4 separate regions of the Mus musculus genome follow, and regions 1, 2 and 3 are each linked to region 4. Evidence: chromatin loops called from intact Hi-C (ENCODE). Cell type or tissue: left cerebral cortex. All regions are shown on one strand. Links, peaks and the distances in the headings refer to the core of each region. The heading gives the core; the rest is flanking DNA.

What was found. A loop is a pair of places that touch in the nucleus more often than their neighbours do. Peaks named below come from ENCODE experiments on the same cell type or tissue, not always from the same donor. Only the 100,000 strongest peaks of a DNase experiment are listed, where the experiment ranks them.
Region 1: it touches region 4 in a loop (8-fold over the local background); 15 of 42 quality-filtered maps call a loop at or near these places.
Region 2: a loop joins it to region 4, with 3 times the contacts of the local background. A loop is called at or near these places in 7 of 42 quality-filtered maps.
Region 3: it touches region 4 in a loop (2.3-fold over the local background); 6 of 42 quality-filtered maps call a loop at or near these places.

What each region holds. Positions count from the first base shown.
Region 1 is chr16:28,924,704-28,932,261 of GRCm38, forward strand. It overlaps Mb21d2 (Mab-21 domain containing 2), which reads right to left and starts at 4,995. Exons shown (of 2, transcript NM_177718.3): 1 at 4,750-4,995. The coding sequence starts at 4,960. In left cerebral cortex, for the core only: CTCF peaks have their summits at 3,879 and 4,103; DNase peaks (open chromatin) are centred at 3,385, 3,901, 4,205, 4,867 and 1 more place; H3K4me3 peaks cover 3,311 bases; H3K27ac peaks cover 2,152 bases.
Region 2 is chr16:29,453,001-29,460,558 of GRCm38, forward strand. Atp13a4 (ATPase type 13A4) reads right to left here. Exons shown (of 30, transcript NM_001164612.1): 9 at 6,433-6,567; 10 at 3,548-3,718; 11 at 2,367-2,524; 12 at 1,692-1,880. Among named protein-coding and RNA genes, the nearest start is that of Atp13a5, 78 kb to the left of the region's middle. In left cerebral cortex, for the core only: no CTCF peak of the experiment used is centred there; DNase peaks (open chromatin) are centred at 3,826 and 4,031; H3K27ac peaks cover 210 bases.
Region 3 is chr16:29,205,705-29,213,262 of GRCm38, forward strand. Plaat1 (phospholipase A and acyltransferase 1) reads left to right here and starts at 4,404. Exons shown (of 4, transcript NM_001357092.1): 1 at 4,404-4,605. In left cerebral cortex, for the core only: no CTCF peak of the experiment used is centred there; DNase peaks (open chromatin) are centred at 3,243, 4,060, 4,642 and 5,038; H3K4me3 peaks cover 1,536 bases; H3K27ac peaks cover 1,992 bases.
Region 4 is chr16:28,836,436-28,843,993 of GRCm38, forward strand. The region is part of intron 1 of Mb21d2 (Mab-21 domain containing 2); the gene reads right to left. Among named protein-coding and RNA genes, the nearest start is that of Mb21d2, 89 kb to the right of the region's middle. In left cerebral cortex, for the core only: CTCF peaks have their summits at 1,788 (motif pointing right), 3,811 (motif pointing right) and 4,702; DNase peaks (open chromatin) are centred at 1,789, 2,624, 3,833, 4,393 and 1 more place.

The sequences.
Region 1 (7,558 bases), core at 1,499-6,498, 89 kb after region 4:
AAAACTCGCCTCGGGAGGATGGAGGACTCGCTGCTGAGAACCAACTGAACTTTGCGCACATGTGCACACACACACACAATTTAGAGGGGCCCTACTGCCCTAAACGTACGATGCTTCCAGAAAGAAAGCAAATCGGAAACCATCTTAGAATTTATAAGGGAATAGCACGTTAGTGGATACAACGTTAAACCAAGCAGAGGGGGCTGATATGGCGACATCGACAGTAAATGCTGCTGCGTGAACTGGCATCCACAGATCAGAAAGTCACCACTTCCAAATGACCTCCCTCCTCAGGAGGTGTAAAGATCGCCTGGAAATGCGGTAGGTCCCAGAGCACTCAGAAGCACTTTGAAGGGTGAGGAGCACTCAACTCAGAAGAACTCTGAAGGGGACACATGGTGCTTATTGGGTTGGTTGGGGACAGCCAGGAAACCTGTTCTTAGAGTAAATATCCAATGCAGGGGTTGAGAGAGGAATGGGGTCAAAATAGACCCATGTGAAGTTCTCAAAGTTTCTGCTCCCTGTTTTACTCTCAGATTCCTGCAGAGGCTAACAGGACGTGCTGGGTGGGAGGAAAAAGAAAACTGTACCGAAAGGAACAGACAGCAACCAAAGGGCAAAGAGAAATCACCCCCGCTTGTGCAGGCATAGCAGGCCAGTAAGAGCAATATTCCCCAGGATGTAGGTCCTTCCAGTGTCTGAGCAAAGAGTGAGGGAAGCAAAAGGGATGCAGGCGCTTGCACTGAAAACACCCGAGTCTAACGGAGCAGCCAACAGGCGGCTCGCTGATCAAAACTCAGCTCTAAGTGATCCTGAGAAGAACCTGTCCTCTTGGCACCTCTCAGTGGTCCATCTCCAGGACGGCATCTGCTTTATATAGTTGGATGGGACACATCCTTAAGATTGTCAGATTACAGGAGATGGCAGATTTAGGCAATGGAGCTAACATCATAGCAAGCACACACTATAAGCTTAACATACACAAACTGAATGTTGGAATTAGCCAGGCTCCCTTCAGCCACAGCCCATATCCTCCAGGCTACTGCAAACTGAACTACATACTTCTTTCCGGAGTGAAGCTGTGCTAGTCGTTTCAGATGAAATTCACTGTGTTCTCTAATACAGTACCTTTCTTCAATAAATAATAAAATTTTTCTTCCTCTCCAGTTAGATTCCAGATATCATGCTGAAAGGATGCATTATTCTTGTCTATGTATAAAAGATGTTCTTTAAAAACTAATACCACACAGCCAGCAAGGGGCAGAGTGGGGCTGGAACTAGTGTGTGTGACAGTCACTGTGATTTTTTTTTTCCCAATCAAGAATTCAAATAGGTGATCTTGCCATGGAATAAAACACTTGAGCTCCGAGTGCTTGCTTCAGCAATCACTGCAGAGGCTGCCTGCGTTACGTGAAGACTCTCAGCTCGAAACAGAAGCAAAAACCCTGAAACAAGTGCTTTCTCAAAACAAAGCTCTCTCTTGCCCGAATCCCGTGCTTTTTACGATGAATGCACTCAAGTAGGAGAGGAGCGTGTCTGAGTCACTATGATTTATTACCCACTCGTTTTGGTCTCTTTATCCCACTACCTCTCAGCATCTTCGCCTATGGGGTGGGAATGAAGCCCCTGCTCAGAAAGACCCCATGGAGCTCCTGCCCTGAGAAAGTGGTCAGCAACTGACAGCTGCTCTCGTGACCAGGCCACGGCACCAAACCCTGGTCTGTTGGTGACTACACATCTCTTCCTGCCTTTTTCACCTCCTGCACACTCTCTCTTCCACGTGTGCTCCACAGAAAGACCACGGACTCTTCCATCCGACTTCACTAGGGAAGGAAGGTAACAAAAGATCCAGCAGAGAGAGTATGCAAATATCAAATATTATTAAAACATGAATGAACTCTGATGATTTCTATGAATTTTGATAAACGGCGTTCATTATGGACTTCCAGCCTCTCGACACACTCCGAGGTCTCTCAGATATTAACTAGATAATAACAGCCATCGTTCTCCTGAAAGAACAAGGTGTAGAGAAACTGAAGTGATGCTTGGCCTCCAAAGGCACTGGAATCACAGCACAAACAGAACCCAGAGTCTTCCATGACCCTCAATGGGCTCAGCCTTAGCCTGTGCAGGTCCTGCTTACACAGGTTAGTGGGTATCCTACTGCTGGGGGGGGGGGGGCTACTGAGTGCACTGGCTGCTTCCTTCACTCATTGCAGAGCCTCCCCCCCCCAAAAAAGAAGACTAGATAAAATGAAAAGATGGGAAGCTACAAGGGCCTCGTTCCAAGCTAACAACCTTGTAGCACAGATAGGGTCCTCTGACCATCAACCCTGGCCCCCAACTGCCTGTGCCTGGAAGAAGCATTATGCACATTTCCATTAAAGAGGATTGGACAAACGCCTTTGCCATCTCATCCTGACTGAGAGGATAACGGTTTTTTTTTTTTTTGTTTGTTTTTTTTAACTGCTTAAAATCCTCAGGTGCAGTTCAGACAAGAGACAGAACAAAGCCAAGAGGACTACCCCCAACAGCTCCCTAAACCGAGGGCCTGATGCCACCCAAGTGACACCACCTTAACAAGCTTGGGGGTGGGGTCATCAAGACACCCTATCTGCATATTCATGAAAGACTCCAGACCACAGCAAGTGAAAGTGTACAAAAAAAAAAAAAAAAAGAGATTTTGTTTCTCAAGCCAAGCGAGAATCTGCTTTAGAGAGAAGTAAATCCACATGGAGACCCTGGCTGTCGCTAAACCTTCGCTGGCCTAGAAAAGCCAGCACCTCATTAAAGGAAACCAAGGGATTCGAAAATGAATGCAGTACCACACACAGGCAAGCTCATTTCGCCATCTGCCCGGTAGTACCCAGAGGGGCAAAGGGCTTAGATGCTACTCTTGAAGTCTCTCTCCGGCAGGTGGAAATGCCAAAGTCCCAGGGGAGGGAAAGCAACCCTTCCAAGGTCAAAGGACTGAGAAGGGAGGGAAGCAAATCTTGTTTACCTGTCGGCAGTGCCACTGGTGACACTAAACACACGCATAAATTAAGTGCCCTGGAATAATTTACCTTTTGTATGTGACTTAAGACCTGACTAATTCACTGTATCGGATGAAGGGACCGTGCACAAGTCCCCATTGAGCCAGGCATTTAAACTTACTCTCCCCATCACCTCCCATGACTCTCCTCACCACTATCTCTACACACAGACAAGGGGGTGGGGGTGGGGGGCTAATATACCATAATGGCAGGCAGTGGTTAGCTATGCCAAAGAGAAAGACCATGGTTAAGCAACTTAAATAACTGCCTTGAGCTTTCTGTGTGCGCGCCTAACCCCACCCCCAACACCCGTCTTTCTGACAATCACTGGTTTGGTTCTAAGATATGGAGGGCTTTGTAAGGGCTTTTACACTCCTTTCTGAAAGCTGACTCCCACCACATCGTGAATTAAAATAATAATTCAATTAAACAGTCAAACATCCAAATATGGATCTTTCAACCACATTCCCCACCTAGAATACCTAGAATATACGTGTGGAGTGAGCAGGAGAAAGAAAACATACTCCCGCGTTTAACACGGCCCATCCAACTTGCTTAATTCTTCAGAGGACCAGTGGACCACATTCAATCGGTATCACTTCGACTTGAGCTAAGAGAGGCAAGAAAAGGTATCTGGAGGGAATAAGGTAGGAAGAAACAACAGTGCAATCTCGTTAGATCCCAAGAGAATGCAAAGACTCTGTCCTGTAGTTAAAAGGCCTTTGTCAATCACAATTACCACTATCTGAAAAATTGACTGTGGAAACCTTTGGAGAGCAAGGCTCCTCCAGTCCAGCCCTGCTGAATGTAAACCACGGGGCCACCACTGCTGCATGACAGCGCTACACACTCGAGGCTCCCAGCAGCGGATGCTCATTCTACAACTCAGAAGCAATAATCCCACCGCAGGACGCCAGGGATAGGGTTGGATCCCCGGAACCCATTATTTTTCTTCATCTTTCCAGACCCGTCGGTGAAGAGCTGGGGGATACGGTGGGAGAAATTTTTCTAACCCAGGGCTGCCCAGAGTGGGAAACTTGAGCACCTCTTAGCCATCAGTAGGACAATACACAAAGACGAGGGGGACAGCGCTCCTCCGCGGCCAGAGCTCTGAGCTTGGTCGTGTTCAAGCAAGGAATTAGGAATTCCAGCTCAGCAACAACCCGGAGAAGCACCGGAAATGCTTCCGACCCCTTCAAAGGGAAGTCGATTTGCAAATCAAAGTTGGAGGCAACTCCGGGCGCCCGGACTACTTCCGCGGGTTACTCTGGAACACCCAACAAGTTTGGCCACCCGGGGCTCGGCGTGACAGCGCCGCGCCGCAACCACGACAGAAGCAACTTGTCGCTCCAGCACGGGTCGGCCTCCACCACGGCCGCCCGGGGTTGCAGGAGAGCCGGTGTCAGCCGGCCGGAGCCGCTTGGGGACTCCCCAAGCCGGGAGGCGTCTCCCGCCGCCGCCTCACCTGCCCGCCAGCCCCGCGGCCGAGGAACCAACAAAAGAGCGGGCGATCGGGAAGGAGAGGGGCACCCCGCGCCGAGCGCAGCAGGCAGGAGCGGAGGGGGCAGCTGAGCTGGCGGTGGAGAGGAAAGGGGACCTCACGGAACCAGGGGTGACACCCCGGGCAAACGCCAGAGCGGGGACCATAGCTTCCACCCGCTCCATCACACCCGCGCACACACGCATACTCACACATCCTCCCCGTTCTCCTTACCCAGCATGGAAAAGATGAAATCCTTGGCAGTGTGGATCTCCAGCGCTCTCTGGTCGTCGTATTCCCGCTGGTCGTGCCTGGTGAATTCCTGGATGAGTTTGTTCAGTTCCTCCACCCGAGCTCCAGACCTGAAATCCAGCTCCGGGAAGGCAGGCTTGTTGTTGCAGCCCAGGGAGGCTGCCTTGCTGGCGGTGGGAGCCGCCATCTTCATGCAAAACGCGCCGAGCGGCGGCTCCGCGGCGGCCGCGGCACCCACCCCCGCCCCCCACCCCGCCCCGGCCTCCCGGCGCGGCTGGGCAGCCCGGCCCGTGGGCGGGCTGGCTTCTGGACGGGCCCCGCGCCGCGCTGCGCTCGGGGCGGCCGCGCTCCTTCGCGGGAGGAGCCCGACTGCGGCGAGGTGCGCGTGTGGCCCCGGCCCCCGGTCCTCCCGCCCCCGCCCGCTGCGCCGCTGCGGGCCCCTGCCCTCCTCGAGTCCTGCCGGGATCGGTGGCGGCGTCCGGGAGTGGACTCGAGCCTCCCCGGGGGCAAGGAAAGTGAAGTGGAAACAATGTGAAATTCACCAGCGCTGAAATCAACAAGCTGCCGGCTCCGGTGTTACGGAGCCAGCAGCAGCAGCATTCCCATTTAAAGGGACAGCGCACCCGGTGGGAAGAAAATAAATAAATAAATGGCAGAGGTTCGCGCGCCCGGATCACTTGCCAGTCCGTACTCGGGCTGACGCGCGTGGTGTGGACGCTTTCTTTCTCCACCTCCACCCCCGCCCCTCTTTAGGGGCAGGGCTTGCCAAGCGCATCCAAGGAGAAAGGAGTCTTCCTACTCTGATCTTAGGGCGGTGTCCCGGGCGAAAACGTGTCTGTGGGCGCCTTTCCAATGTCCATCCCGAGAACTTTAGTACCTTTGCTTGGTGGAAAAATATAAAATGTACCTTCTGTCCTTTGTCGCCTAGAATGATAAAATCAGCGAATCAAGAAGGGGTGCCAGTCATGCCGCGTATAGATACTTCCAATTAACCACTCAAGTATCCTCCTTACCTTTGCCCTTGGTAATTAGTTTGCCTGGGTAACAGCTCATTCAACTTAACATATAGTGCCTTAATGAGAGCCAACCTGCTCTCAGACAGATAGGAATCCAAATGCGGAATGTGGGGGAAGGAAAACAATGAATTGCCCCAGGGTACAAGGAAGATGGGAGTGGGAGAGGGAGTCTCCCTTTTGGCAAATAGAATTTGAGCACTCGCTATTAGCCAGACCGGAATGACTGGGATGAGTCCTGGGACTTAGCCCTCACCCTCACCCATGTCCCCACTGGAACTAGGGTTTTCAAGACAAGACTGCTGTAGTCCAAGTCTAGTTTATCAAGACCAAATGGCAGATGTGGTTTTAATGTTCATGTGATTCACACACTTAAGGAGGCCTATGGACCCCTAGGAACAATGGTGAACTGTCCTCTATCCCAGCCTGTGGTCCTATCGGCCCCTTTAATTTTCTTACCTGAGTTCTCATCACTGAAAACTCACATTACCTTGTAAGACCTGGACATCCAGGCCCTGCCATACTTACCCATGTGAATAGGATAACCATTACATCTTCATAGGCTGCTTTAAGAATTAGGTGAGATAAGACTGGACGGACACCATTTATTATAAAGAATGACACGTTAAGTAGCATGTTAAGTAGCCATTAGCTGTATCAGCTTCCACTGTTGATACAAACTTTAGGGTCCTGGGGTGAGTGTGTGTGTGTGTGTGTGTGTGTGTGTCCCTGCATTTACATACACTGCATTGTTGCCTGGTGCCTGCAGAGGTCACAACAGGGCATCAGTTCTCCTGAAACTAACGTTCCAGACAAATGTGAGCTGCCCTATGGATGCTGCGAGCTGAACACAGGGCCTCTACTACAAGAACAGGTGCTCTTAATTGCTAAGCCATCTCTCCAGCCCCTCCCACAGGATCTTTACAAAACACAGATTTGTAAAGATCCTCCCCTGGAATTTCCCTGCCTCTTCTTTCTGTTCTGTAAGCCCAACCAAGGCCAACCTCATCCTTTCTTGCTCTGATAGCTACTCCAGGCCAGGCACAACCTTTGCCCCCACAGCTGAGTAGCAACCCTGTTGCACTCTTAACAGAAGCTTGCATGTGACACCTATGACTCCAGCTTGCCTTCTCATTGTTATTGCAAGTCCCACATTGTGAGTTAACTGGCATGCATCATATTCTGTGCCTGATCCCCAGCCCTACATACATGCAAACTCGGGACACAGACAGAGTCTATATAAAATAGTCAAAACACTTTCCTCTCTTAATTTCCAAAACCGGCAGTAAGACGTTGCTCCTTCCTTTTTGCTGCCTTTTCTTAAGATAGTTGCATCATAGAAAGTCATCGGGTTTCTAGCAGAAATCACTCTCAAATGTGAACTAGGTCTGAACTTGGTGGTTTAGAATGAATGAGATCATCATTGTGGACACTTCTTGCTGGTCAGTCAGATTAGAATTCCAGGAATAATAGACCTCCACTGAACCTATTTATATTGAGAATGTTACTGAATGGGAAATACTTTATAGATCTGAGACAAGATGGCATAACCATCTCTGAATTGCAAAAAGTTAGAGGAAAATAGATAAGGAATGCATTTCCTCAACAGACTCTTGGATCATGCTTTGTCCTCTATGTCCTTGGAAACTCTATGTCTCCATCACATATGCAGGCAACTGGATTTAGCAGTTCCTTTTCCACTTTATGTCATATTTTTTATTGTTTTTGTTTTTTAAAGGAATGGTCTCACTATGCTGCTCTGGCTAACCTTGAACTCA
Region 2 (7,558 bases), core at 1,594-6,593, 620 kb after region 4:
GATTAAAAAATAAATGTCATCCAAACTGAATAATAGAGTGGAAATTTTACCAACAAAGCACTACGTAGAAGACTAAAGAAATAACCTACCACCTGATTTTTTTTTTAGTTTCATTTCTTTCTTTCTTTCCTTTCTCTCTCTCTCTCTCTCTCTCTCTCTCTCTCTCGGCTAAAAAAAATATGTGATCATTTTCTCAGTGCAGTATTAAAAAAAAAAAAAAAGGAACTCAGGCTAAGTTGAAATACCATCTTGTGTGAGTGGGAAAAAATCCCATAATCCCTTCAACATTGAAACCCTTATCTACAACATGATCATAATCACACAGAGCTGTCTGGAATAATAAATAAAGTAATAGGAAGCAATTTATTTAATGTCGAGCGCACAGTAAGTGCTAACAATGACGAGGAAACAGACTCGAGGCCACTGCTCATTGTTTTGTTCCGGCCTATGTTGCAATTATCTCTTCTGTTCCTGGTTCTGTTTTCGAACTCACAGTATGACATCATAAGTAAACTGTTTTCCTAGTGATGTTGCTCTGGTCATGGTGCACTTCTGACTCTCCTTATTTATAGAGTGCAGTTTCCATGCCCTCAGTGCTCCCAGTTTTTCATGCACTGTTTACTGGCTACAGGTTTTTCACAGAGGAGGATGAAGATGGTTCTTAAAATGGATGACAGTGACAGTCACAGAACAGTGAGGGAGTACTTAAGTGTTAGCACATTGGACACTTCAAATATTTGACATGGCAAATTTTATTTTATATTTACTTCACTCCCCCTCCAAAAAAAAAAAAAAAACACTAATTAAAAGAAACTGAGGGCAACAGAGGCTCCAGTTATTCCCTGTTGCTTGAAGAAACATAAAAACACGTCGATTAGACATTCAAGGTTTACACACACTCTCTTCTAATGTTGGCATCCTGCCGTATATTAGAACCATACTGTCTTGTGCTGTCCTGGGGCCATCATGGCCTTTGCTCTCCTTCTTATGCTGCTGCTGTTTCTATGCAGTCCTCTAACAGGACTTTTAATTCACTTCTGTCCCCTACTCAATGTATGTGACATAAACAAACACACAGAAAAGAACTCAAGTGAGAGACTTATTGGCAGGGGTGGCAAACATCCAGTAGTTAATCTGAAGCAAGCCCTGACCTGAGAACATAGAGTTGAGCGTACGCTCTGTGGCTGTATTGTCAGCAAGAGTCTTATATTAACACATAGTTTAATAAGCATTTTTATTTTTCCTAATTCAATAATTCAATTAATACTTATTAAGCATTGACTCAGTTGCCAGGCAATGGTCTAAGTGTTGGGGATACAGTTGAAAACATTATAAACCACTTAAAGTTCATGAGTGTATGCATGTATTTTGTATGTGTGTGCGTATGTGTGTGTTTCTGTGTGAAGGTTTTGACTGCATGAAACAGAGTATATTTTGATCCATTGTCTTTCATAAACTCTCACAGCTGAAAGGACCCTAAAAGATTCACTGATTCAATTTCTACTCCCTCTTTTCAAAATCCCAGGGTCAGAAAATTCATTTTACAGATCACAAACACACACACGAGAGAGATAAAATAAGGTCAGATGCCTGTAACCTGCCTATTACTTCTGCCTCACTAAAGAGAAGAGTATCTATCCATTCCCATGACAGTGATGAATGGCCTGGGACTGAGGATGAAAGACACATACCTTGTCGAAGCAGACAAGGTTTAACTGTCCACAAACATTGATCCTCTGGGGGCTAATGCAGAATATGCCCTTCTTTTTCAGCCTCCTCTGGGCATAGATGATGCCTGTGGTCAGGGCAGCAGGGAGAGCGGGAGGCACTGCAATGGTAATAACATCCAGGGCTTTCCTTACCACCTCCTCCGGAGGTTCCTGGAAGAGAAAGAGTGTTCAGTCATTAGAATTAAATCAGCAGTGAACAGCTCTGTGTGTGCTACCTCGTTTCATTTGGAGATCTTCGTCTGATAGCTACAAAATGCTACTCTTACGAAACATTTCACTTTTCAAACTAAATATGGAAGTAGCCTAAAGGACGGGGAAGTGTGCAAGAATAGGATCATGCTAGCATTTCAGTAAACAAACTGTTCCCCCACTGTCCCACAAGATCTCATTGCTATCCCAGAAACGAGCAACCAACTGCTCATAGGTGCATCTGGGTGCCTGGAAGTAGGCTTTGGCGTTTTGGCTTGTTCGAAGTTTGTTTGCAAACCACATCCTTGAATAAGGCCAAAATACAGAAATAAGGTCAACATACAGCAATAAAATATGTACAGTAAAATGTGCATGTGTGTGAGTGTGTGTGCGTGTGTGTGTCTGTCTGTCTGTATGTGTGTGTGTAAGAATACAAAGGCAGCTTACCCCACTGAGCACATAGACACACAGAGTATAGACCATGCCAATGGTGGCTGTCCCTACAAGGCAAAGGAGAAACCTGATGGCATCCCTGTAGAGCTTGAAGTTCATGGGCTTCGGGTACAGGATGGATCTCACGAGGTCCCCCTTTGCAGTGTTGAATCCTGAAATAACAAACAGATGTCCCACACTTTCAGGATAACAAACCTTACTGCTGGTAAGCTAAACATCTACATTGCCTTGGTTTTTGCTAGAGCAGTGTTTCTCAACCTGTGGGTCACAATCTCTTTTGGCAAACCTCTGTCTCCAGAAGTCTTGACATTACAATTCTTAACAGTAGCAAAATTACAGTTATAAATTAGCAGTGAAATAACTTTATGGTTGGGAGGTCACCACAACGTGAGGAACTGTATTAAGTGGCCGTAGCATTAGAAAGGTTGAGAACCACCACTCTCAAGAGTCTAAACCTGAATCTTAAACCTAAACACAATGTTAGATAACTAGAACAGTGCATCAGGGTAGACAGGAATAGCATCACCTTCCTCAGAGCCTAGTACTCTCCCTGGCTTTCTTCCCCCTCTACTTCCAGGTTCAGTGCATACCAGAGATGGGAGCCATACTCCGGGCAGAGCACAAGTTACTTTTAAAGACGTGGCTGGTGAATGTGCTCTCACACACATATAGGATCCTTTGCTGGAGTAAAATGAAGAGGCCCGGTAAAAACTGATGCACTCATTTTTCTAATAGCTTTTACTACTACGTTTTTAGTTTCATCCTTCCTACATGGAATGAACTTGGGATTCTGCTCAGAAATGCTGAGTTTCTGGCCCAGCTTTCTCAGGTATTAGCTTATCATTCTGCAACTGTCCACTTGGCTTATGTAGTTTCAGACTCTTTGTGTACACAATGGGGGTGGGGGAGGCAATAAGCATCTTTACTGCTGGCTCAGTCTCCAGAAAGAGTTTATAAACTGCAAAGCACATAAACAGTGGTTATTGCAATATGTGCCGCTATATTTACTGAGATGCACAGGCCACCGTCAATCAGCAAGTCAACATTTAAAATACACAGACTTACATGTATTTGTGGTGCTATCCAATGGTTGATCCTGGCCCAATACATTTAAGGTAATGGGCACACTAAGTGGGCAGGCATCATTACAAACGACCTACCCAGAAGATGCTCACCTGTCTGCAGGACCACGGCTCTTACAGCCCCAGAGCCAGCTGCCTTGGCCTGGATCACCTCCGTACCACAGAAGAGAACATGCCGCCTGGGATCTGCTTCAGACTGCATCTTCCAGGGCACAGAACTAGCTGTCTGGGATAGTGGAGTTTTAGTGACAGGAATGCTTTCTCCTGTAGGAAAAAAAATCAATCTTACTTTGTGGGGTGGAGTGCCTTTCCTGTGCAAATCACTCCTACACTCTCATGTGTCACAGAACATCAGCAGGAACCTACTATGACCGCAAAGCAGCCTAGGCATTGGGAACAAGACAAGCAAAGGTGCTGGTTGTGGAGAGCTCTGTATTTCAGAAGGGGAGAGCAACATGTAACCAAATATGTAAAATGTCATATTATAAATACTATATTATTTTAGGTTAAACATAGACATTCAAGTAGGTTGGAGAAAGACATTTATAAAAGAGCAAGCTGTGTAGTTGTAGAGTGTGGGATGTAGGGAGAGCGAAGCCATAAGGCCTAGGCAGATGCTCCATCATAGAGAACCCAAGTGTGATGCAGCTAAATGTTTAATTTTTTTCTGTAGGCCCTGGTATCAGGTGTCAGGGAGATGGTTAGCTGCTTCAGTTTCTAGAATAATTACAGTTACTTGTAAGACAAAATTCTCTGCCCAGGATACAAGAAATGAGTTAAAGTCTCGTGAAGGTAGTAGGTGGATGGCTAGCTGGGAAGTGACAACAAAAGTCATAGCTGAAGGTGATGAGACTGGAAATAAAGCAGATCAAGTGGCAGTAGAGAGGGTGTTCAAGGAATAGGAAGGTTAAGATGATACAAAAGTCAAGGGAGTTTTGTACCAGCCAATCACAAAGTAGAGGAGAAACCCAAAACAGCTTCCTGGTCCCTGGCTTGGAGCCTGAGCAGAGGGCAGGCCACAGTAATGAAATAAAGTAAGGATTCTAAGAAGATCAGAAGTTGCCTTCGGGTCGCTGTGGACTGGAGCTCACTGTGGAAGAACCACATTGAAAGGCCTGTGCACGGTGGATAACTATTAGGACCTGGTGATTGTATGAGGCCTTCAATTAGGACATTTGGTCAGAGATCACCAGCTTGTATGCGGTAATTAAAGCCAGGGTGGGGGGAGAGAGAGAGAGAGAGAGAGAGAGAGAGAGAGAGAGAGAGAGAGAGAGAGAGAGAGAGAGAGAAGAAGAAGAAGGAGGAGGAGGAGGAGGAGGAGGAGGAGGAGGAGGAGGAGGAGGAGGAGGAGGAGGAGGAGGAGGAGGGGAGGGGGAGGGGGAGGAGGGGGGAGGAGGAGGGAGGAAGAGGAGGAAAAAAAAGAAGGAGGAGGAGGAGGAGGAGGAGGAGGAGGAGGAGGAGGAGGAGGAGGAGGAGACATTACTTAAGAATCAGGCAAAGGGTAAGAGGAAAGGACAAGAACAGCCCTGAATGGCGCCAGCAGTTAGGGAGTCAGAGGAAGAGAAGGTGAGGAATGAATTCCGAGGGTATGGTCAGTGCTCGAAGCACCTGGAGAGAGCAGGGTGTTAGAAAGTCAAGACAAGGAGAGTTTGGGGAAAAGATAGTCAAATAGGCAAAACTCAGAAGAGTCACTAAGGTGAAACTCCGTGTACACGCACTTGTGAGTGTAGCAGCTGTGCCAGTGTGGTGGGAGGCACACATTACATACAGTGAGGTGAGTACTAACTCAAGTCGAGTCTCAAGCTATGGAAGCAACCAGGGACAGTTCTGAGGAAGACAGCCTCAGAGCTTCCTACATGGAATGAACTTGGGATTCTGCTCAGAAATGCTGAGTTTCTGGCCCAGCTTTCTCGGGTATTAGCTTATCATTCTGCAACTGTCCACTTGGCTTACATAGTCTCAGACACTTTGTGCACACAGTGGGGGGCGATAAACATCTTTACTGCTGGCTCAGTCTTCAGAAAGAGTTTCTAAACTGCAAAGCACATAGACAGTGGTTATTGCAATATGTGCCACTATATTTACTGAGAGGCATAGGCTACCGTCAATCAGCACCAAGGCTACAATCATTATGAATATTGATCTGGGCATTAGTAAATTCCCAGAGTTGATGGACTTTTATAAATCTGTGGAGTTTTCAGGAAAATAAACCTGATCTGACATGGCTGCCACCCACTTCATCTGTAAGCTTCTATAGGAGGGAAATGAATATTCTTGTCTCTGTTCATGCTGCCAGCCTGCTTGGGAGAAATGGGTTTGCTATGGACTTTAGTAGGAACACAATACATTACTCAATTTCATCTCTAGAAAAGACGTCCCATCTTACTGAAATCTCATTAATATGCTTCATAAGTTTGACTGAGTCACTTCTCCTCTCTGTATCTTAGCCATAAAGACTGTGATCCAGGAAGGCCTCTAAGGTCCACCCCTCAGATCAGTGTGCTAGTTAAAAATAAAGTCAGCTCAAAACACCCAGTGTAGATTTTCGAACTGGCGGATTTGTCCAAGATTGCACCGTGAACTTTTTAACATTTTCAGCCTAGGATGTCATTGATGGTTTTCAGACCTTCTAAGTTTATAAGGGGCATTTTATGTAAGTATGTTAAGATATGATTTTGAAAGATCTAGTGATCCCCACAATCTTTTAAATAATTTCAAGAAGAAAATGGGACACAGGTTCAGTGAGGTTCTAAATACGCTGACTTGAGCACGTAGGGAAGAGTTTTGATTTGAACTCTCAGATTCAACCACAGCAGGACTAAAGCAAGGCTTGCAGAAGTAGGAAGGTCACACAGCAGCCCTGCCTCTTGTCCTGGACAAAATTGTCATTTGGGTCTAGGAAGAGCCCACCAGGATTGTGATAACATGCATCCAGAGCCAGCCCGGCAGAGGCTGCAACCGTGGCGCTCCAGCCCTACCTGTCAGCATGCCTTCATCTACCACACAGCTGCCGTCAATCAGAATGGCGTCACACGGCATTTGCACTCTGCTCCCTGTCAGAATTAATAAATCTCCAGGCACCAGGAGGCGGGATTCCAGGTCTTGGGCTCCAGCTGAAAGTGTGAGCAGACAGTCAGGTTACGTTCCGACAAAAAACCAGGCCCGCCACTCCCTGTTAGAGATTCCTGGAGAAGTTGGTGAAGCATGTAGAGAGAGAGGCTGGTCCTCACCAGTAGTTCTAACTCTGAAGACAAGAAGAAGGAAGGAGACAAACTGCACGTAATAAGGTCCTCAGAGTGGCAATGATGGACAAGCCAAGAAAAAATAATAACAAAGTCAGAAAAACATATCTGATGCTTACAGACAAAAGACTGGTATTTTCACATAGAAAGACATCAAGGAAGAGATGTACAGCGACAGCTAGATACTAACACACACACACACACACACACACACACAGGAGAGGCATGTTAAATATTTGAAAAACTGCTTGCTTTTACTCATTTCTTCCCTCCCTCTTTCCTTCCTTCCTTCCTTCCTTCCTTCCTTCTTGGTTCCCTGTCTGGATGGCCTAACTTCTTTCTTTCCTTATTCAGTCTCAAAGAGGTCATGGGACTGAGTATGTGGACAGCTGTGAGGGATAGGTTTATCAGCTTAACACAAACGAGAAGCATCTGGAAAGAAGGCTTCAATAAGGGACTGTCTATTAAGTCAGCCTATGGGAATCTCAGATGAGTCTGTTGAAGTGAGAAGACCCATTGTGGTGGTTAGAATGACATTACCCCCCAACCCCCAAATTCTCAAGCATTTGAATGTGTTGTCCCCAGTTTGTGGCCTCATTTGAGAGGCTTGGGGAGTGTGGCCTTGCTGGAGGAAGTGTGTCATTGGGAGTGGTTTTGAGAGCTTAACAACTTGGAGCCATTTTGAGTTGATCCTCTCTGCTTTCCGTTTATAGTTAGAGATGAGTTTTCAGCTGTTCCTGCTACCATGTCTGCCTGTTGGTTGCCACACTTCCCACCATGCTGGTGGTAGAGTCTTAACCCTTTGGAACTGTAAGCCCAGATAAACCCTTCTTTCTTCTCTAAGTGGCCTCAGTCATGGTAT
Region 3 (7,558 bases), core at 1,576-6,575, 370 kb after region 4:
TTAGATTTCATGACATTGCCCTGCTTGGTAGCCAACCCTTGCCTGCCCCTGAGAATTGGCTCAGTTTGCCAATTTAACAAATGATTAACTTAGCTATTTCCCACCAGCCTAGAGCAGGAAAGCAGCAGTTTCAAAGACATCAGACCCGGGAATAAGTAAGGGCACAGATGTCTAGGTCATCAGGACCCAGAGCTTACAACACAGACTGAGGAGGAGAGCAATTTGCATGCTGAGCAGTCCTTCCCTTGACATTTGAAGCCAAAGAAAAAGCTTCGACTTTCACAGGATCTTTTGAAGGGAGAGGGGCGGGATTTGAACTGTTTAAATGACTGCCTTAACTCATGTGTTCATGTAACCAGCAGTCACTACCTACACCCAGAAACGATCTGTGTAAGGCATGAGGTCATCACAAAGACCATGTATGAAGCCAGCTCTTATTTACCTTATATTTGTGCAAGCCTTTTTATTTTGAGAAGTTTTTTTTTCAGTACACGGTGTTTATTCATTTTAACTTAATTATTGAGATATTTTAGTTTACCCCAGATTCTAGCTTTTTTTGGTATCAGTTTTTTTAAATGGACAGATACTAAACATATTTGTGGAGTGCACAATAAGGTTATAATACATTCGTACATTGTATAATGATCAAATGGGTTGTATTGTATAATAATCATTGGTTGTATTGTATAATAATCAATCATTATGTTGAGGTTTGGTCTGTTGCTATGTGTATTATAATGTTAACTACTGGCCCCCAAGATCTGGCTGCCTCAGGGATGAGGGAACCCTCATGTACACCAAGTGATGCTATGTAACTTTGCTCCTTAATTTAAAACCATTGGTTGAATAAAGATATCTACAGCCTAGAGCTGGGCAGAAGAGAATCAGGCAGAGTTTCAGCTCTCTGGCTTGGGGTCTGAGGTAGCACCACACAAGAAGAGGGAGAAGGCAGAGAGAGGAAAGGACACTGTAGGGTAAGGAATCCTGAGAATTGATCACAAGGGCTAGCTAGTGGGCATAAGAGTGGCCCAGGTAGAACAAGGCAAAGTCATATCTCAGGGTTACTGTCATGGAAGAAGACATAATAGCATAGAGGGTAGATTATGCACAGCTCTAGTGCTTCAAAGGCTTATCATAAATAGAAAGGTTTTGGCCGAGCGGCGGCAGAGCACACCTTTAATACCAGCACTTGAAAGGCAGAGGCAGGCAGATTTCTGAGTTCGTGGTCAGCCTGGTCTACAGAGTGAGTTCCAGGAAAGCTAGGGCTACACAGAGAAACCCTGTCTCAAAAAACCAAAACAAACAAACAAACAAACAAACAAAAAACAAAAAAGGTTTTGTATCTTTTATCTGGGGACTAACTGATTCAAGGTAGGGTAGAAACCTCTGATTAATATTAAATATCTGTGGTGATACCATTCATTTATTTCTTTGTGGGAAAAACATTTAAAGTCTTCTCTTCTAACTATTTAAAAACATCCAAGAGAGCATTGTTAACCTCTTTATTGTTGTTATTACCATTACTATCATTATTAGCTTTAATACAAAAGCAAGGCTGTAGAATCCTTTTGTAGCTCAGTGGTGATACATGTGTTTTGTTCTGGGTGAGGCTTGGCTTAAATCCCAGAACCATTATAAGTAAGTCAGTATGAGATTTTGATTTTGCTCTACAATGGAAGAGGGACTCTGGATATAGGAAGACTCACAACTAAGAAATCTGACCTGGATTATACCCCAGGAGAGTCTAAGCTCAGAGATTCATGTCTCTCAGCAACAGCCAGAACCCAAGGAGCTAGAGGTGTGTTAGGAGGACCAAGCGACACAAAACAATGAGAATATTTTTGCTAAGAATAAGAAGTACACACACACAGTACCTGTGTGTGGCATTGTATATGGTTGGTTGGAGGTCTCCATAGAATGCCACACTTGTCGATTGGTTTTGTTGTCATATGTCAAAAAGACAAAGAATGAATCTTATTCTCTCCCAGAGTTGTTGCTTAGATATGGACGTAGCATTTATTTAATAAAAGGTGTGATGAAATAGTATCCCTTAGGGTTATTTCAATGTTTCAACCTTTCCAAACCAACTAGACTCTGACTCTGATAGCAAATCAAAAACCAAACCAAACCAGAAAACCCAGTAGCTGGTTATTTAGGTGGACCTATAACATCTGGCTCAATCTGTCCTGAGCATAGCTACAGCTTTCGAGATTCCAGGTTGACAACTCTAGATGCAGACAGACACTGCCGTTCAGTCTCTGCAGCTCACCCTTGCTTTATGGCAATGGTAATTCTGTGCAGCTCACCCAGATAGTACCAGGGAGTGGCCAACCCTCTCCCGCCTCCCACCACATAGGGGTGAAGAAAAAAACTCTCTGTCCTGTACACAAAGCTTTTCTCATCTGGAATTCCATTCAGCGATGGGACTGCTCTTGCTTTCGGCCAGATGCATTTTTCCCCCACACCTGGCACGGATCTAGAACTAAAATTATGAGATTTATCTCACCTTAATTCTATTATGAGGCATTTAGTCACAAATACCCCCAAAATGAAGCGATAATTTATCATCTGGCCCTGACTGAGCAACTCTCCTCAGTTGACATTCATGAATCCGTAATGCTGGAAGGAGACGGGATGATTAAGTGTCCGATTAGAGAAAACAGATTAACCTGGCAAACGTAATAAATTTAGCTCATAAGCAGGATGGCTTTATAAACGCGCACACTAACTCTTCTGTATAAAATCACATGCCACCCCCTTCTGTGATGGCTCAATTGGGATGGCTGAGGGATGCAAGCAACTCCATGCTTATGTGTTTCCCCAGGGAAAGGTTCTCAACGGCATTCAGTTTATACCTAAATATGCATTTAATGGAAGATTTGGAAAAAATACTAACTCCTGAAGAACACACCCACCACCTCTCAAGTGTTCCTTTTCCCACAATGCCATTTGAAGGATCCAGATGTTTCCGATGACTCCTGATTGTGCTCTGTCTAGAAGGTGTCAAGTGCGACCATGCGCTGCAGATCCCAGCAACCAATCCACATCCACAACCCTTATGAAAGCAGCTGCCTAGCAGAGATTTCCCTCATGTGACCAACACTTCAAGCCTAGCAGCTACAAAGCTTTTGTATGGTGTCTTTTGGTTGCAATCCCATGTCTGCCAGTGGACAAATCTAGACATGACTAGTTTTAGCAAAGTCCTGGGTCGCTCCCAGAAAAGCTCACGGAGCAGTCTGCCCATCCTTCCCAGCTTAGCTGGCTGGAGTTCCTGGGCACTCTGTTAAGCCAGGAGAAAGAGGATCCTCACCATTTCCAGCTCTATTTTTAACCTCGGCGGCTGTGGTTCTGAAGTCTGTCTGGCCTGAAAAGGCAGGATCGCTGTGTCATGAGTCAGGAGTGAAGCAGAGAACGGAACCTATTCTGTCCAGATCCAGGGCTTTTCAGGGCAGGGCAAGGGAGGGAACGCTGCCTCTGGTTCTTAATGAAGGCCAGCTCCATCCCATCCCAAGCTAGGTAATTTCCCCCATTTCCCCTGCTTGGGAAGGAAGCACCCTGAGGTCTAGGGAATGGAGGATCCCCATTTGCCCTATCTCCTCCTCCTCCTCCCCTCTCCTCATACTTACGTTGATTTTTGTCCAAGTAGCTAGTCAGTGTATCTTCTTTGACCCCCTGGGTTCTGGGTTCTAAGAAGGGCTATTTTGTGGGCACTCATGTAGGACTGTATGAGTCATGGGCTTTTCTAAAGCAATACATCTTCCACTCTTCGTTGAGTCAAAGAGGGAGAAGTTTCTTTGGAGTGCAGAGCAGAGGGAAAAAAATTTGTCCCATAAGGAATCGGTGTCCAGCGTGGACATGGTGTATTGTTTATCTATGAGGACTATCCCTAAACATTTCTGGACTCTGCACAAGACAAGCCATCCTTAAAACTGTAGCACCTAGCATGGCAGAGTCTGTTACCACAAAAGTTTGTCTCAGGAAGGTCCCGGTTGCTGGGAGAAAGAAACCAAGCAGGCACTGGGCTGGAACTGAGCTGTGAGCAGGCGATTTGTGTGTCTGTTACAGCCAGCTTGAGGGCTTCAGTGTCAGGTGACCAGTCTCCAAGGTAGGGACTCCCCAAGCAGGCTGGGGACTAGCAGAGGAAATGGGGGAGCCTCGACCTCTGGAGGGTGCCTAGGATTTTGGGGGTCCAAGTCTGTCGTGGGCACAGAGGTTCTGGGGGTGGGGGTGGCGATGGAGCCTGTTGTGTGCAAGGAGAATCCGGGGATCCCATGCCTGAGGCGTGCTTGGAGGATTTGGGTGGCGGGGAGGGCGCGGGTCTGGGCCGAGCTCCAAAGACCAGGGGTAGGCGCCAGGGACCCCAGGATGCAGTCTGGCAGGCGCGCGCCAGGAACCCGCGGAGGGATCAGAGGTGGCGCGGCGCGCGGACGCTGGCGTTGACGCAGCGGAGGGAGGCTGTGGTGGCCTTGGCTGTGGCCTTGGCCTCAGGGCGATGCGGATGGAGTCACCCAGGGTCTGCTAGCGGCACCGCAGCGAGCCCGTGGAGAACCCGGGAAGCCCGTCACTGCCTCCAGGGCACTAAGACAACCCAGCTTGAGCAGGGAGGTGCGTTGGGGGAGGGAATGGATGCGCTCTAGGCGCTAGGCAACCTTGTTTCTGCCCGTCGCAAAGTTCAAAGGTGAAACAGCTGCTGACTAAAACCCAGCCTCCTCTTTTTTTATAAATGGGAGCAGGAGAACAAGAGACCCTGCTTTCCAAGGCTTGGAAACTGTTGAGTGGCCGAACAGATACTGGAAACTCAATCTGCTGGGCAGAGCAGACTTCTCAGCTCACTGAAGTGACTACCAGAGTGACCACGTTTGTCTTAGATCCTGGAACGGGGGACAGTGATATTATCTTGGCTTTTAGTACTATGATTATGACTTGTGTTCTGAAAGCCGTGAACAGGTCTCGAGTTCTTGGCTCCTGTATTCATTTAACATTTACTAGGCAGGTATTTGTGTCTCTCTCTCTACTAGGAATGGGATGCCTAGAGATAAACAAGAAACAGCCCTCTATCTGGGAAAGCAGAGAAGGTCCCCAGACACCAGTTACTGACGCAGGTTCAGGAAAATAGAGCTTCAGGGAACTCAGGAGGTGTCATTATGGCAGACAGAGAGATAGTGGAGTGAGAGAGTGAGCCAAGATCTTGGCAAGATTAAGATGGAGTCAGTACCAGGGAGCCTAGGAAGAAACAAAGCATGGTTTTGATGCGATGGTTTATGATGAGTTTGTCCCAGAGTGAAAGCTCTTAGGTGCAGGGTAAATTCTGGGATAGGATCCATCATGCTCCGGGATCTGAGTGCAAGACACTCTAGACACACAGCATCACAGGAGCCTCTCCTCTCAGCGGAGCATGGCTGTGGATGGAAATGGGAGCCTATCTAAATTGGATGGAGAGGCTCTTGGAGGCTGGGGAGCCAGTGATCAGTAGTGAATATGTTTCACACTTCCACGAGTATTTTTGGAGGGAGCCAGGGAAACACTCTCCTGGGTATCCTACAAGACCGGCGGTCTCGTAGACGTGAATAGCACTCATGAAATGTCCCTATAACCATCTCTGTGCAGTACACTTATTTCTTTTGATGCCTCCCCAGATGCATCTGAGGTAGTGCAATAAACAGAGCAGTCCGTTTTTGTAATTGGAAAATGAAATCCTTGTACAATATTGAATTCATGCTGGCCTTCCTTGAGCACTATATGATGAGCATGTGAGCTGTTGGGTAACTCTTCGTAGCTCTTTGCCTAATGTGTGGTCCTGGAAAGCACATAGATAGGTCTAGCATCACCTGGAAAAGCCTCCTGGGTAGAAGAGAAATACAGACCCCTAAGCAAGGCTTCATTTGTTCCTTATGTGAGCGTTTATATGAAGTATATATTCCTGTGCTTTTGAATCTTCTCCCTCTACCGGATCTGAGAAGAGGGAAAGATGCCATGACTTTTAGCCGCATCTCCTTTGATTAGTTATTAATTACATTCAGTGGCATAATGGAGCATGAAATTGGCGTAGGAAGATAGACTTGAAATTGAATCTCAGATGTGTCACTCACTGCCTGTGTGACTTTAGACCTGGCATGAACTCAACTGGTCTCTACAATCGGCTTACAAAGTCACCACTCCAATCCTTGATGTGTCCATCCCGTGGCCACACCACCTTACCTCCTGTCACTGTCTTAACCCCCGAAAACACCATTTACCCACTATGTTCATTCTTTTGTCATTTCAAGAAGACCATGAGGTAGAGTCACAGAGAACGTAACCTTTTGACATTGCTTTTGTTTGTTTGGTTGTTGTTGTTGTTGTTGTTGTTGTTGTTGTTTTTCACTCAGCATAATTCCCTGTTTCAGGTTTTGTAGACAAGTATGAGTTGGACACATCAAAAGTGTGATATTTCTACATATGAGAAGGGTATACATTGGTGAAATTCAATTCAACCCTCCCTCCAGTGGCATTCCCAATCAGTACAGAACATTATTCAACTTTCAAACTTACTTTTTAAGTTTCTGCATGAGGAAGAATATGCAGCCCTTGCCTTTCTATGTCTGGCTTACTTCATTTATTTGTTTTGTTGGAGACGAAGTTTTTAAAATTCTTTATATATCCTGGATGGCAGCCCCTCCTTGCCAAACATAGTTTGCAAATATTTTCTCCATCCTGTGGGCTGTCTTTTCATGCTGTTCAGTGTTTACTTTACTGTTTGGAAGGTTTTAGTTCTGTGTAATTGCACTTGGTTATTTTTGTTGTTTCCTATGCTTTGGGGAATCCCATCCAGAAAATCATTATCTCCATCTATGCCTTGAAATACCTCCTGTGTTTTCTTCTATGACTTCTAGTGTGATATTCAGGTCCTTGGCCCGCTTTGCATTGAGTTTCAGATAAGTGTTTGGAGATGGATGTTCCTCAAGATCTGAGGGACATTCTCGGCAGTTATCTCATTGAATGGATTTCCCTGTGCCTTTAATATTAATCTTTTCTGTTATTCTGCCCCCCCCCCCACACACACACAGACACACACACACACACACACACACACAGACACAGACACACACACACACACACACACACACACACACACACACACACAGAGAGAGAGAGAGAGAGAGAGAGAGAGAGAGTCTTCAAATTCACATACTGTTTCTTCCACCAAGTCTAGCCAGTTGTTGAGGTTTTCAGGGGTGATAATCTAATGGATTCAGTGACCTCCTCATGTCCAAGATTTCAGCCTGAGACTCTCTGCTGAATTCTCATTTCTATCCTGCAGTGTCTGCCTAACTTCATTTAGCTGTTAATCTGTATTCGTAAGGATCTCATTGAGATTTTTTAATAACCATTTTTTAAGATATTTTTTAATCCATTTTAACTTCTTAGAAACCTGTTGCTAAAGAATTATTATGTTCTTTTAGGGAAATATCCTATTACCCCTTCTTCCTATTGCTTGTGCTTCTACTTTGAGATTTGTGCATTTGCTGGGTCAGTGTCTCTACCACTTTTAAGGGGTGCCCTTAGTAAGTCTCTTTCT
Region 4 (7,558 bases), core at 1,121-6,120:
TCCATGTTCATCAAAAGGCAGGCGGCAGAAGCAGTGCCAGGCTTGCCACTGTGCCTAGAATGGTCCCATTATTATCCCATCATAGAGGCTTTAAGTTCCAGGCTACATGAGTCTGGGGTTAGGGGAAGGGAGTCCTCTAAAGAAATTTAAAACTACCATTGGCTAAAGAACTTGTCTTAATGTCAGTTTACTGTGGGCATCTCTGAAACTATGCAACGGTGGAAAATGTTGTGAGAATCATACTTGCCAATTATCACTCACTATCTCATTTGTATGCTACAATATGTTAAAGTGTAACCAAATGCCATGTAATATCACCCACAGACACTTCAAGACATATAATGGATAATGGCCCCATGCAATACCATATACAGTGTTCTAGATCTAAACAACAACAAAAAGCTATTGTCTTTTATTATAGACTTGATTTTACTTCTTCCTGATGTGTGAAGATAGGACACAGTACTGAGTGTGTGTGAGCTTGGGAGAGGGGCGCTCTTGATGGCCTACTGCGTCCCCAGTCTGCTCCGCAGTTCATCTAGAGCTAGGACAGGCAATTCCGGCAGCAGGACAGCTTCCTACCTCCAAGAGCCACCCACTGCTCCATCCACAACCACAAAGTTCAGAAGGGAGCCCCGAGCATAGTCCTTACCCACATGGGAGAGAAAGCAGAATCTAGGCAAAGGCCGCAGCTGTGAAGCCAGGATGGGTTCCCGTAGCTGCCCAGAGAGTCAGCCCTCCTCAGCTTACACTGACCTCTGCCCACTTTGCTCCCTCCTCTGACTGAAGGGCTCAGCTGCTCCCTGCCACGTTCTTAGCGATGAACTTACCCAGCTCGGAGGCCCAATTGACCATGGCAAGAGTCATACAGGTCAGCACTATAATGGCCTACTTGTGATATCCGGTTCTATGTATAATGTGTCCCCGCTGTATGCCTTATAAAACAAGATCTATGCACAACTGCCCCAAAGGTCACTGGGCTCTCACATCAGCAAGGGTGTTTACAATCTGCATCTTGTCTGATCAGTCACTGCCTTGTTGCTTACCTAATTCTGCTGGCCAGTCCACAGATACTTTTGCCTTTCCTGAATCTCTTTTCAGAGCCATGATGAGTCCGTGTCCTACTTAGGTGTGCATCTCGTGTCTGCCTTCAGTACAGGCCATTCCTAAATATGAACTGAACAGGAGAAGGTAAGGCTTGCAGTGTGAGTGTGAGTGTGTGTGTGTGTGTGTGTGTGTGTGTGTGTGTGTGTGTGTAAGGAGGTAGCTTCTACTTTGGATCAGACCATCCCTATCCCTCTGAAATGTATAGAACGAATCCCAAATGCACATTCCATCTTTCTGTCCACTAGTTACTAATTATGCAATTACCTGTTGGTCCCCTTGTGTCCAATAACTTGTGTATCACCCAACAATGGAAGTTGGACAGATATAAAGTGAGTAAACAAATAGACCACATATCCTGGGACACGCTCTCTTCACAGAGGATGAGACGGGTGGGTAAGATGCTTAGCACGGCAGTGTCAATCTGATAGTGTCATACTGTCATTTTGAGACTTCCTAAGAAATTGTGTCTAGCCCATATGCCCAAGCAAAGACAGACGAAAAAGCCTGATAATGGAGCAATTATGAAACAGTCTAAAGGCGGGGGTGGGGGGAGGGCGGTACCACGTCTTGTTCTGTGATAAAACTACCACTCTGGGACTGTCCAAAGCATCATTTGCAACCCTGATGGGATGGTTACCGTGCGAGCTAAGGTCAAAATCCCAGTAACTGCCAACAGAGGGCATCCGTGCTCCATCATTCCTAACTCTGTAAAGCAAGGCTCCGAAGTCATCAAATCCTAGCAGCTGTAGGCATTTGGATGCTTAGTAGAGGAAGAGACCTCTGTGAGACACATTAAAACCTCGCCCTCAACCCGTCTACCATCCACCTCGGATCATCTAGATGGCTCCTAATTCGTCACTCTGCCAGAGCAACACCAGAGGAGAAAAGTTCTCTAGTACAAGCAAACACACATCTTTAAGCTAAGGCAGGAGAGAGGGTGGTCAGACAAAGCTCCCAAGGAAAGCAGTCACTGGAAAAGCTACCAGCATTCTTACTGATAATAAAGGACAGAAGTATCTTCAAGACATAATCAGCTACCTGAAATTAACTCTTAATATCACGAACAAAACATACTTTATTACTGCACTTGAAGATGCTGACATCAAAGAAAACTAAACTACAAGAACACAACCTCTATGGAGGTGCACCTGTGCAGGTTCGAGGTGCAGGTGGGTAGTAGCCTGAAGAAAACACTGCAATGTCTCAAATCAGCATCTGCCCCATGACAGCAGAGGCCACCTTGAAGGTCACCCTCTTGCTGCTTACATGGGAAAGCAATATTTGAGGCTAGCTCCTCTGCCCCGGTGCTTCCCAGAGGATGAAGAGCTGTGGTCACTGTTCCAGCTAGACACCAACAATCAACTTGGTGGCTCCTGAGAGAGGAGCCCATACCTGCAGCCCCTTTGACACTCCTGTCATCTGAATCAGCAGCAAGCTGCAGATCCTGGACTCTGGGGAATGAAGTTTAAGCTATGAGCGTGTTCGACTACAAAGAATGAATGAGTCAGATTAGTGGAGCCAAATCCGGCTCCCAGTGTTATTAATACAACTGCTGTGGCACAGATTAGAAAGCCAGAGCCCAAAGCCAGAAGTGCTGGGAACGGAAACCCAGGGTCTCTGATTTTCAACCTAGAGCTCTTTTACTCTACATGGAGCTTTTAAGCTGAGTGTGTGTGTGTACGCGTGCATGCATGCATGCGAGCATGTGTGTTTGTGTGTGTGTGAAAGAGAGAGAGAGAGAGATTGATTGATTTTGATTCTTTTGGGTCTCTATGTCTCACCTCAAAGGACTGAACCAACCTTCAAGGAGATGTGTATTTCAAACTGTCAACACTGAAATTTCTCCCCCAATTTTAAATCCACATTTAACTGCATCCAGCCTGGGTTTACTACCAGGAAATGCTAAAGTCTGAAGAGTAGCTACTTTGAGACTTACCAAAGGCACAACTTTGGCGAGACTCTTGGACACATGAGGAAAAACAGAACTTATTCGTCCCAACTGGAAACACATTCTTATCCCTAACTTCCCAGGTATTCATTTTAAAGACAAAAAAACAAAACAAAACAAAACAAAACATGGTTTTTGCTAAGATTTCTCCGATGGTTATTTGTTCACACTTGTATCTCCTTCATTCACCAGAGAGGGGGCAAATCCATCTTATACGTGGACAGTGCGCTTGCGCTGAGAGTCCTCAGGGAGAGAACTGACTAAACATTCCACCCTGTGGGTGGGCCAAGAAGTATCAAGTGTGTGGACTGGCAGCACAGGAATGGCCTGCGGTGATAGCCTTGAAACCAAAGATGCCACAGTCTGAACTGTCTAGAGCCACACAGGTATACAATTCCAAAGGTATCGGCAGCCGCGGAGCTGAATTTTGACCCAAGGGATTAAACACCGGCAGGAACATTCACACTGCACACCTTTCAAGAGCCTATTCAGATCAGATTCTACAGTTAGGCAGGTAAATGATTACAGATGGACAGAACCCCCAGTGTGGTCTGATTGTGATGCAGAAATCCAACACCCAAGATAGTGACAAGATGACACAGACCCACATTTTGTGATAAAAGTAACAGCTTCGAACTTTGAGATGAAAAACTCAAGTCTTGAAATTTTCAGTCTTGAAGAAAACCAGCTAGGGAGACAAACCCCACTACAGTTCTTGGTGTGAGAGCGTATTTTCCTTACTCTCCACTGGAGGGCGCACTTCCCTAACTTTTCCTTACAGTTGTACAGTCTCCACCGCAAGAGTGGCTTTAAAAAGCCTGGAGGTTTGACATAATTTTTGTATAATTCATACCTGCTTTTACTGATATGCTTTGAAGATGGGTCAGGATACTGTGCTTCACACTGTCTAATCCCTGATACCTGCACACAGTTTGCAGTAACCCTACTTAACAGGATGTCACACGTCACTGATTCACTGATAAAATTCCGTGGTATCCGGATGAAAAGAGACACAGGGAAAATGCCCAAACAGATAACGGAGATAGTGTGATCCGAACGTTATAAATTCAGGATACACACGAGCCTCACAATTTATGGGCTCTGCAACATTTGGAAAAGTTATCTGGATGCTTCGTACGTGCAGGCGCCAGCACAGGCCAGAGTCTGGCCTACCAGGCGTCCTCTTCAGTATATTGAGACGGGGTCTCCGGTAGCCCTTGGACTTAACTGATCAGCTGACTGGTGGGCTCCCAGGACACACTGTCTCCAGGTCTCAGGCTGGAGTTACAGACGTGCGGTCACACCTCCCTTCCTACGTGGGTGCAAGGGATCTGGACTTGGGCCAGTGCATGCAAGGCGCGTTATGGAATGAGCCTTCTCCCTATGCCCTGTGGGGTTTCTGAAACTTCAGTTTCGTCATTTCTTTAAAAAGGGGGTGGGGAGATAGTACATGGCTCCCGTGAGACTTAATGAGAGCTATATAAAGCTCCAAGGGCCATTTCTGGAACTTGGAAAGTGCTGGAAAAACACAGTTTGCTTTATACAACATAAATCTGTTCACAACGTGCCGGGTCAATGAACAACACCGACTTTTAGCATTAGTGGAACATGTGGTGTTTTGTTTTATTTTTTTTAATATATTAATTTATTTTCTATTCAATCCCTTCCCTTCCCTTAGGGGGTTGCATGAGCCCGTCTGGCTTGTGCCAAGTGGTGGTGCTGTCGAACTTGTTAAGATCTGACTTGCTGGGCCTGCCCCTAAACTATCTGCTTTGGCAGGCCTGGATAATTTGCATTTCCAGTAATTTCCCAGGTGGCCGAGGCTGCCAGTCAAGGACCACACACACTCGGAAGCACCAGGGAAGAGCGAGCGCAACCACGGAGTTTAGCATCAACTCTGTGGCTGACAGAGAGCAGAAGAAGAACAAAGCCCTTAGGCCGTAATCCTAACCTCTCAGCCATTCACCATGACAAGGGCACGCTTGGCCAGCCGTTCCCTCCTCGACTCTTTCTGTACAGATGAACAATAACTAGAGATGAGGTCGCATGAGGGTCGAAGAAGGAAGGGGATAAATTAAGACTCAAAAATAATGAGATGACTCCCTGCAAGAAGAAACAATCAGGGCAACGGCTCAAATAGTCCTTCCTTCTCAGCACTGGGGGTAGGAGGGGGCATGAGGGATTCAAGGACATCCTCTTATTTAGGAAGTCAGCCCTATCTCAGAAGGAGGAGGAGGGGGGGAGGGGGAGGAGGGGGAGGATGAGGGGGAGGAAGAAGAAGAAGAAGAAGAGGAGGAGGAGGAGGAGGAGCAGGAGGAGGAGGAGGAGGAGAAGGAGCAGGAGCAGGAGGAGGAGGAGGAGGAGAAGGAGGAGGAGGAGGAGTGGAAAGAGGAGGGTGGGAGGGAAGGAATGAGGGGACAGATGGAGGGAAGAAAAGAGGCCCATGACCTCAATAGACTGATAAAGATCTGAGAGTTCTTAGCTGTGTTCTGCCCGCTAACTCTACTTAGCAAAACTGCTGCACCTGATTTCCTATCTAAAATCATGCCCTGGTCCTTAGACCAGCACTGGAGCAGGGAACGGTACATCTTCTTACCTGGGGCCAAGAACAAGGCGCTTCCATCCTGCTTCAAGAGAGCGCCCAACAGAGGCCTGAGGACCACTAGCCTTCTCTCCCATACGACAGCATGGACCAGTCACGGGCATCAGGCGAGCCCAGCTCCTGACTCCTTCACAAGCTCCTTGAGTACTTAAATCCAGCTGGCTTCACAGCAGTGATGGTTACTGCTGAACACGCCACATCTGTCATCATTAGGCAGGTACCCCAGAGTCGGGCGCCATCAATTCAGTTGTCAAATGTTTGACATCCTGTCTCTTAACTGCCTGGTGCGGGGTCTTCCCTACAGAGCCCATTGTTGTGTGTCCCTGTCACAACCAGCTCAGGCATCACGTCACACCACGGATAACAGCATGGCCTCCTAATTGGCCTCTCCTCCCATCAAAGGGGCTTCCTGAGGACACGTGCAGTCACCTCGGCAGCCTGCACCAAGTTCTCTGGCAGTGCCCCATCCTTGGAGCCAAGACTGCCCACGTTTAGGCCAATCTCCCTTCAATGCTGGTCTTAGATGGCCCCTTATGTTCTCCGTGAGCTTCTGTCCCAGAAAGGATTCCCCAAAATCCTCCACCAATCGAACACTGGTTTGGATATCCAACCTCCCAGTGCGCCCCCACCCCTGCACTCTCGTTTGTAGTTTGTGTTTGGCCCATGTCCTTACCTACAGGAAGGATGCTAACTCTACCCGCCTTAAAAGTGTTTGCCTCCTAGCGGTTCACGGCTGCACGCGGGCACGCCCCTTTCCTCTCTGCACAGTATTCTGCTTAGGGTGGTAGTTTACGAGACTCACACTGTGACTTATACAAAACCATGAATTTCAGCAGGACGGAGACTTCTGCTTCGTGTTCCCTTGTGTTCTTAAGTGTTGGGGGTCACTGTGTTCCACGAACAGCCTGTCTTGATACATGAGCTGGCGTGTATAGGGCTGGTGAGCCGGAGAGTTACAGTAACACACTTCAAATACTGTTCTTTCATATATAGCTTTCTCGAAATGCTAATATTTTGTAAACTAAGTAGTAACAGTAAGCAAAATGCACTCAAGCGTAGCAGAACACAGCACCCCAGAGAGGGCTAAGGTCTCCCTAGCCAGACTGCAAGTGACACTCAAGGAACTGAGTCTCCACTGCACGCTGTGGCTTTACTGACTTTTATCCTTGTCACCAAATTCCAACATCAACTTCTTAATCTTTTTTTCCTACAACCATTAGGGTATGATATTGTGCATGCGTGCCTGTATATGTCTCTATCTGTGTGTGTGTGTGTGTGTGTGTGTGTGTGTGTGTCTATCTGTGTCTGTGTGTCTGTATGTGTATGTCTGTGTACTAAAGACAGGACCATAGTATGCAATTGTGCCTGGGCTGGGAACTCACTGCTTTGACCAGGTTGGCCTTGAACTTACAGAGATTCAACTGTGTCTGCCTCCTGAACCTTCAACCAGTTTTTAAAGGTTGAATATAGGTTTAAAGGCCTCTGTTGGACTGATATTTATTTCTTAGTATGACTAAGTTTTCTGGTCCTAAGTTCTAGCCATTTGGGATGATGACCCTGACCCCATCTTTCTAGCAAATTGCACCTTTCTAGGAAATTGCCCCTGACTACACTCTACACAGCCAGGGACAGAAGGCAGGCCATCTTTTTTCACTGAGTGATTGTAGGGCTCCTCGAGGAAATTCCCTTGCCTGTGTGTCCTGTGGAGTAGTTGGTGGTGGAGACCAAACCTCTCCACTAGAAGCTGTAGCTTCCAGAGACTAGGATCTAGAGATGGACAGACTAACCTAAGTTGAAGGGTCTCAGAGTGGCTTGGGTTGTCCTGGATAGGGCAGTTCCTTTGAAGAGTGCGGGAGCCCCACCCCAGGCTCCCGAAGAAGGCCTGTGAGAGGAGACAAAAG